Regions from separate parts of the Homo sapiens genome. Here region 2 is linked to region 1. Evidence: chromatin contacts called from ENCODE Hi-C data. All regions are on one chromosome and are shown on one strand. Each heading gives the region's core, a stretch centred on a gene start or an enhancer-like site at or near the end of the contact. The rest is flanking DNA. Distances are from core to core; before and after follow the strand shown. Region 1 holds the start of SMCP (sperm mitochondria associated cysteine rich protein). Region 2 holds the start of SPRR4 (small proline rich protein 4).

Region 1 (3,238 bases), core at 671-3,170:
GAGGTCAGACCTAAGACTAGGTTTTGAGAGGGACGAGGGAGGAGTGAGCCCCTTCTGTTTTTATTTTCTGTTGTTCCTCTCTGTGTTTATTTTTGCCTTTTGCTATTTTTTTTTCCTCTCTGCCTCTCTATCATTCTCTGGTCTTCATTCTGTCTCTACCTTTCTGTCTTTTGTCTCTGGTTTACCTTTCTCTACTCTGAAGGTCAGTGCCCTGAATTGACCAAAGTGCAGAGTCTCATCACCACTTGGAAGTCCAGTTTGTTAGTGTCCATCTTTACAAGTCCAGACTGAGCTGTTTCTACAGAAGCAATTCTCATTCCAGTGATCAGAGGTGCAGAGGCATCAGAGGCACCTGGAGCCCAGGTCCAGGGGCTTGCCTCACCAGTCCCACCAATGTCCCCACTCCAAGCATGTCCCCCATAGTGAGATCCTGGGAATAGGTCCTGAATGTGGAGGTTGTGCAATATCAGAGAAGGACAGCAGGTTGGAAACCAGTCTTGTTGACTGTAGCATAGGGAGGGCAACATCAAGTCCTTCTGCAACCTCACCCCCATGGATGCAGGTCCTGCCCCTCTGAGCCAGTGCTGTCTCCACTGTCTTCCTTCTGCCTGGTGAATAGTATCTATATCCTCCACTTTCAGAACCCTGGCTCCTGTCCAACAAACCTGCCTCCTGGACCCCTCTGCCTCCTGCAAGAGTTTCTTCTTAAGATTCTCTCCTTGGCCGGGCACAATGGCTCACACCTGTTGTCCCAGCGCTTTGGGAGGCTGGGACGGGTGAATCACTTGAGGTCAGGAGTTTGAGACCAGCCTGGCCAACATGGCAAAACTCCATCTCTACTGAAAATACAAAAATTAGCTGGGTGTGGTGGCGTGCACCTGTAATACCAGCTACTTGGGAAGCTGAGGCAGGAGAATCACTTGAATCCGGGAGGTAGAAGTTACAGTGAGCCGAGACCTCACCACTGCACTCCAGCCTGGGTGACAGAGTGAGACTCCATCTCAATAAATAAATAAAAAGAAACAAACAAATAAATAAATATTCTCTCCAAGCTCCATTTCCCTTCCTTCCCAACCATGCTGTGCACAGCCTGCCTCAGGAAATCTGCCTAATCATGTCAAACACTTGTGGTGCAAGGCCAGGGCCATCTTCCTAGCTCTTATTGCTCTATTCAGAGAGGATTGATACAGAGCCCAAACCACCAGGAGGGCTCTGGCAAGGCACCTTCTCCCTCTGCCCACAGGCCCAGCCTCATGTCCAAACACTGTTCCCTCAGGCACCAGACTGGCTCAGAGCAGACACCTGCTGAATTTTCTCACCTCTTTCCAGGTCTTTGAATGTGCTCTTTCCCAGCTTAAACCACCCTTCCTGGGTCTCTGTCCCCACATGCTCACTGAATATCGTTCAAACCTGAAGTCTCTGCTTACACATCACTCCTCGAGGAAAACTTCCTTAACCCAAAACCTCCATCTCCCTGAAAGGCTTTCTTGGATCCCCTGTACTTCCCATTACATTTTTATAGTGGTTATTATTTTCCCAATTGTCTCACTTTTGTGGTCTGTTAGTTCCATAAACACAGGCATTCTCACTATCCCCACCCCCAGTGGCTCCCATGTCTTCCTCTTAAATAGAAGCAGGAGCTTTTTCCTGAAAGATAGGATGAATCCTGGAATCCTCTCATCCAACACACTGAATGGCATTGCATGGGTCTCAGTAGGTAAATACGTAATGAACTAATGAACACATGAAAAAGCCATGGAGAGAGGACCCAAAAGACAATGTTTCTCTGTGTTACCTGGTCTGGCCACACACACAATTCACAATTTCCATGCTTGACTTCTCATGACTGATTCCAGTAGGTATTATTGATCTTCCTCAGCAGCCTAGTGAGTCCATGACTATCAGAAGCCAAAGCCTTCTGAACCAGATGGGTTCCCTTCCCTGCTAATGCCAAGATTCTAAGCCTCTATGACACCATAATTCTCTCCACAAGACTCTATGCCTAGCTCACTCACTGGCGCCCCCTGCCTGCTGGAGAGTCTGTCTCTTTGGTTTCTTTCCTGAAAGATAAAAAGAAAGCTCCCTAGCTAACCCATAAGCATGCAATAACCTAAAACACAAATCTGTATTGATTGTCTCCTATCTACCAGGCTCTGTCCTAAAAAGTGAAGTGTAGCTCAATGGGATGTAGTTCCCATTCTCAAAGATCTAATTCAATATGGAGGCAAGTCAATAGCCAACAATACCATGTGATAATAATGATGGTAGGATAAGCACAGGGGTCAGGTTTGGGGGTCAGATATGCTTCCTGGAGGGAGTGATATTTAAGCTGAGACTTGGAAATTGGAAATAGGAAGTTGGACATAGGGGTGTGTCTGGGAGGACATTTTCAGATCCAGAAATGTGAAAGTATAGGCTATTTGGTGGAAAAGCTCAGTGTGGCTGGAGCAGAGTGGGGAGTAAGGAGAAGGGGGAGATTCACCTACCTAGGTAGGTAAGGCTGTGTTGGTGAGGACCTTTATGCCATAAGAAAAAGAGTTTGGACTTTATCCTGAGGACAATGGGAACCACTGAAAGGTTTTAAACAGGGGAGAAACTGGGATGCCTTAGGGGCCAGGACCCTATTTTATTCACTTTGATATTCCCAGTGTCTGGCTGAGCAATTGGCACATAAAAGATTCTGAAACTGAATCAATTGAATAGTGAATTGACTAAAATAATGATAAGAGAGAAGCATTTCATTATGTTTACTCTTTCCTTTTCTTCCTGTAGCATGGCCTCTTTGAGGACAGTGACTAGGAAATTCTGTTCTTCTGGGAAGCATGCCTGCCATAAACATTTGTAGGACACCAGGCAAGAGCACAAACAGAGGCTTCTGACCCCTGTGGTTCACCCCTGGTTCTCTTCCTACTCCCTGGCTTCATCTTGTGTCACGAGGGACCTCGGGCGTGCATGAGTGTAAATATCCTAGTCCATACCGTCCATGTTCTTTTCATACATGGATCTCTCAAACTGCCCCTCTCTTGGTCATTGAGACCTAGAAGTGAGCACAGTATTGGCTGTTTGAGTCTTCAAGAGGATAGACACATAAAGGTGATCTCAGGGCCAGTTGACAGAGATTTCTGGGGTCCTGGATAGCTGGAGTGAGAGAGACAGCAGCTCTGGGCCTGTACCCTGGACCTATTGAATCATCCTATGGGGGTGGGTCATGGCTGGAGGAGAGCCAGAGAAGGACTCT
Region 2 (2,996 bases), core at 276-2,775, 92 kb before region 1:
TGGTAGCCAGGATGGTGGATGATGGTAATATCCAGTCCATCCTTACTTCTGTTTGCTCTTGGAGGCTTGCTGGGCTGAGGGACACTTCTGCTGGGCTGGAATGATGGTGCCTTTCGGTGGGCATTGCTTCTTGACCTGGGGAGCACATGGATCCTTGGTTTTGGGTGCACATGTCTCTTGACATTTAACAGGGGGTGGCTGACAAGGCTGCTTCACTTGCTGCTGCTGGGCCCTCTGGGGTGGGCACTGCTGCTGCTGCCGCTGCTGCTGCTGGGAAGACATTGCTCTAGGAACAGGTGAGCCTAAAGGAAACCGGGCAGGGACACCATGAGAAGGGTGTTAAAAAGTAGCCTTTTAACACCCTTTTTAAAAAGATGGTTAAAAAGTAGCCCAGACATTTTACAAGGTCAAAGCATGCCATCTTAGCTGACAGATCTGGACAATGTCAACTGGCTCCCTTTGATAATGCAGACAATGAGAATGGGCAAGGATGTAGGGGCATGAGGAGAGGACAAAAACAGTCTCTGTCTTACAGGTAAGCATCATGGTGTGTGTGTGAGTGTGTGTGTGTGTGTGTGTGTGTGTGTGTGTGTGAGAGATCGGGCTGGAGAAGGGGTGTATAAGAATGCAGAGGCCTGATCTCTAATCCCTGCTCCACCCCTGACTCACCATGGGAGACTAAGGCAAGTCCTATGTGGCTACAGGATAGTGGTTCCAGCCCTCTACAAAGAACTGGGAAGCTTGAGGGCCAGCCAAATAGATCACTGGAGCCAAAGGATGACAGGAGGATGTTCAAAGGAAAGAGCGCTAGCCAAGAAGGCTCAGACATTGGTTCTAGGTCCATCCTGCCATTAACTTCATGGGCAACCTTCCTTCTGTGGGTCTCAGCACCCTTATTAGAAGGATGCTGGTCAGGAAGTTCCCTGAAGCCTTCCCAGCTCTGATGAGGGTCTCTGGCTATCTTTGTAGGCAGTGTTCCTTATGGTCTAAGTTAATGATTATAGATGGGAAGTGCAGGCCTCAGGAAGTAAAGAGGTGGCAATCAGAATAGGGAAGCATGAGAGCTGCATAGGATTGAATAAAATGTTCAATATACCTGTTTGCATACACCTGGAAGAAAAGTTTAAAGCTTACTGGTAAGCAAAATGCAGAATAGGGTGTGAGAAACCTTTAAACAGGGCTCGGAATTGCTACAAAATCCTGTAGCTCTAAATATCTCCTTCTTCAACAATAAAAATCTTCTTTCTGGGGAGTCAAACCCATGATCAGAAAATAAGTCATACTGAGCAATGGTGCGGAATGGAGATTAAACTTTCTAAGTACCGATTAGTGTGCCATTTCCGCAATTGTCAGAAGACTTGTGTCACTTCCCTGATTACCCAAGGATGGAAGAGGATCTTGGCCTAGCGGCTCAAAGGAGTTAAAGGAGAAGGAAAGCGCCCCACAAATCCCAGGAGAACAGATGAGTTCTCACTTACCAGAGGCGACAAGCTGGACCCCAGGAGAGGAGGCTGAGCCCTTGTCCACAGGCAGAGCCACTCCAGGAGCCTTTATAGGGCCCCCAACCTGCCCTGGGCACTTGGTGTGGTCCTGATTACCACCTCCCAGGGAATTCCTCACCCACTTCTCCCACCTGCACTTCCTTCAGGGACTTGCTTTGCTGACCTGTTTTGATGAAAGCCACCCACCATATATTTTCAGCATTCCAAGTCTCTGCACCTGAGCTGATTTAACCCACCAAAGGTGTTTGCTCAAACTCAGGGATTCAAGATCTTTTAAATATAGTACAAATTGAAGGAGCTGTTTGCAGACAGACAGTTATAAGAAATATTGAAGAAAAAAGAGGAAGAGGGAGAGGATGGGGTTTGGGGCAATTCTGACAAAAATGTGAACATCCCTTTTTCTGCAAATTGCTGCCATTTCTTGAGCACTCACTGTGAGGCTAGCACCAGGACCATCCGTCATGCTTATTATTTCATTTCATCTTCATGGCCCCTCTAGGGAAAGTGTCGTTGTTACCATTTTGCAGATGAAAAAAGTGAGGCTGAGAAAGATTAAACAGCAGAGATGGGATTTGAATTCAGATCTGGATGATTCAATGCCTAGCCCCAGGTACCACTCATCCCCCTTCCTCAATACACAGTGCAAGTGTCCTTCCTATTCCAGGGGGACAGTTCACGAAGTGTTCTGTGAGGCTTCTCTGGGGCACAGGTAGAAGATGATGTGAATGGTGCCCCAGCACACGGCGGTGCTGTCCCCATCTGCCCATTGGGAGTTGGGGTGCTGAGGAGTATTCGTGGTGGTTACAGAACATGGGATAGAATTGGCCCCTGTGGTAGACTTGCCACATAAAATACAGGACATTCAGTTAAATTTGAATCTCAGATAACAGAATATTTTAAAAGTATAAGTATATTCCAAATATTGCAGGAAACATACTCAAAAATTACTTGTAGTTCATATGAAATTCAAATTTCACTGGGCAGGCTCTATTTTTATTTGCTAAATACAGCAATCCTACTCAGGGCCTTATCTAGGTGGCAGGAAGGAGCCCTGGTCCTCCATTTAGCCTCCTAGGCCCTGGGATGGAGAAAGGCAGGGCCTCTGGGAAGCTGGTCCACCTCTAGCCCTCTACCCCAAAGATCGACCTCAGGATGCTGCCCAACAAGAGGCCATGCAAGGGCTCACCACTGCCATCACCAGAGGAAGGGGTAGGATGGCCTGAGAAATGATAGGAATACCTTAATGTACTTTCCAAAGCATTTTTCAAATCCCTCACCTCATTTAATCCTCATGACAATTTTACTGACAATTTAAAGAGGCTGGCCCAAAGAAGTTAAAGGACCTGCTCAACCACATGCAGCTGCTCAGGGTGGAGCTGGGTGGGTGCCTGGCCTGGGGCTCATTTCCACTCCATCACCGCAGTCAGCATCTCCATGGTGGACAAGTCACTGTCATTGGGTGGGGACCATGACTAATAACGTCTCCTGAGCTTT

The links. Hi-C counts contacts between places; a loop is a spot of excess contacts on that map. Pooled maps may share reads with other maps.
Region 2: a pooled map shows a loop between it and region 1 (2.8-fold over the local background). The contact joins the promoter of SPRR4 here to the promoter of SMCP in region 1. A Hi-C loop is called at or near these places in 1 of 168 maps with a recorded cell type or tissue (HepG2) and 3 of 50 pooled maps.

The regions. Positions count from the first base shown.
Region 1 is chr1:152,877,004-152,880,241 of GRCh38, reverse strand. SMCP (sperm mitochondria associated cysteine rich protein) reads right to left here and starts at 1,920. Exons shown (of 2, transcript NM_030663.3): 1 at 1,796-1,920. RefSeq lists an enhancer at 1-4.
Region 2 is chr1:152,969,177-152,972,172 of GRCh38, reverse strand. It overlaps SPRR4 (small proline rich protein 4), which reads right to left and starts at 1,525. Exons shown (of 2, transcript NM_173080.3): 1 at 1,479-1,525; 2 at 1-302. The coding sequence starts at 282. The coding sequence ends at 43.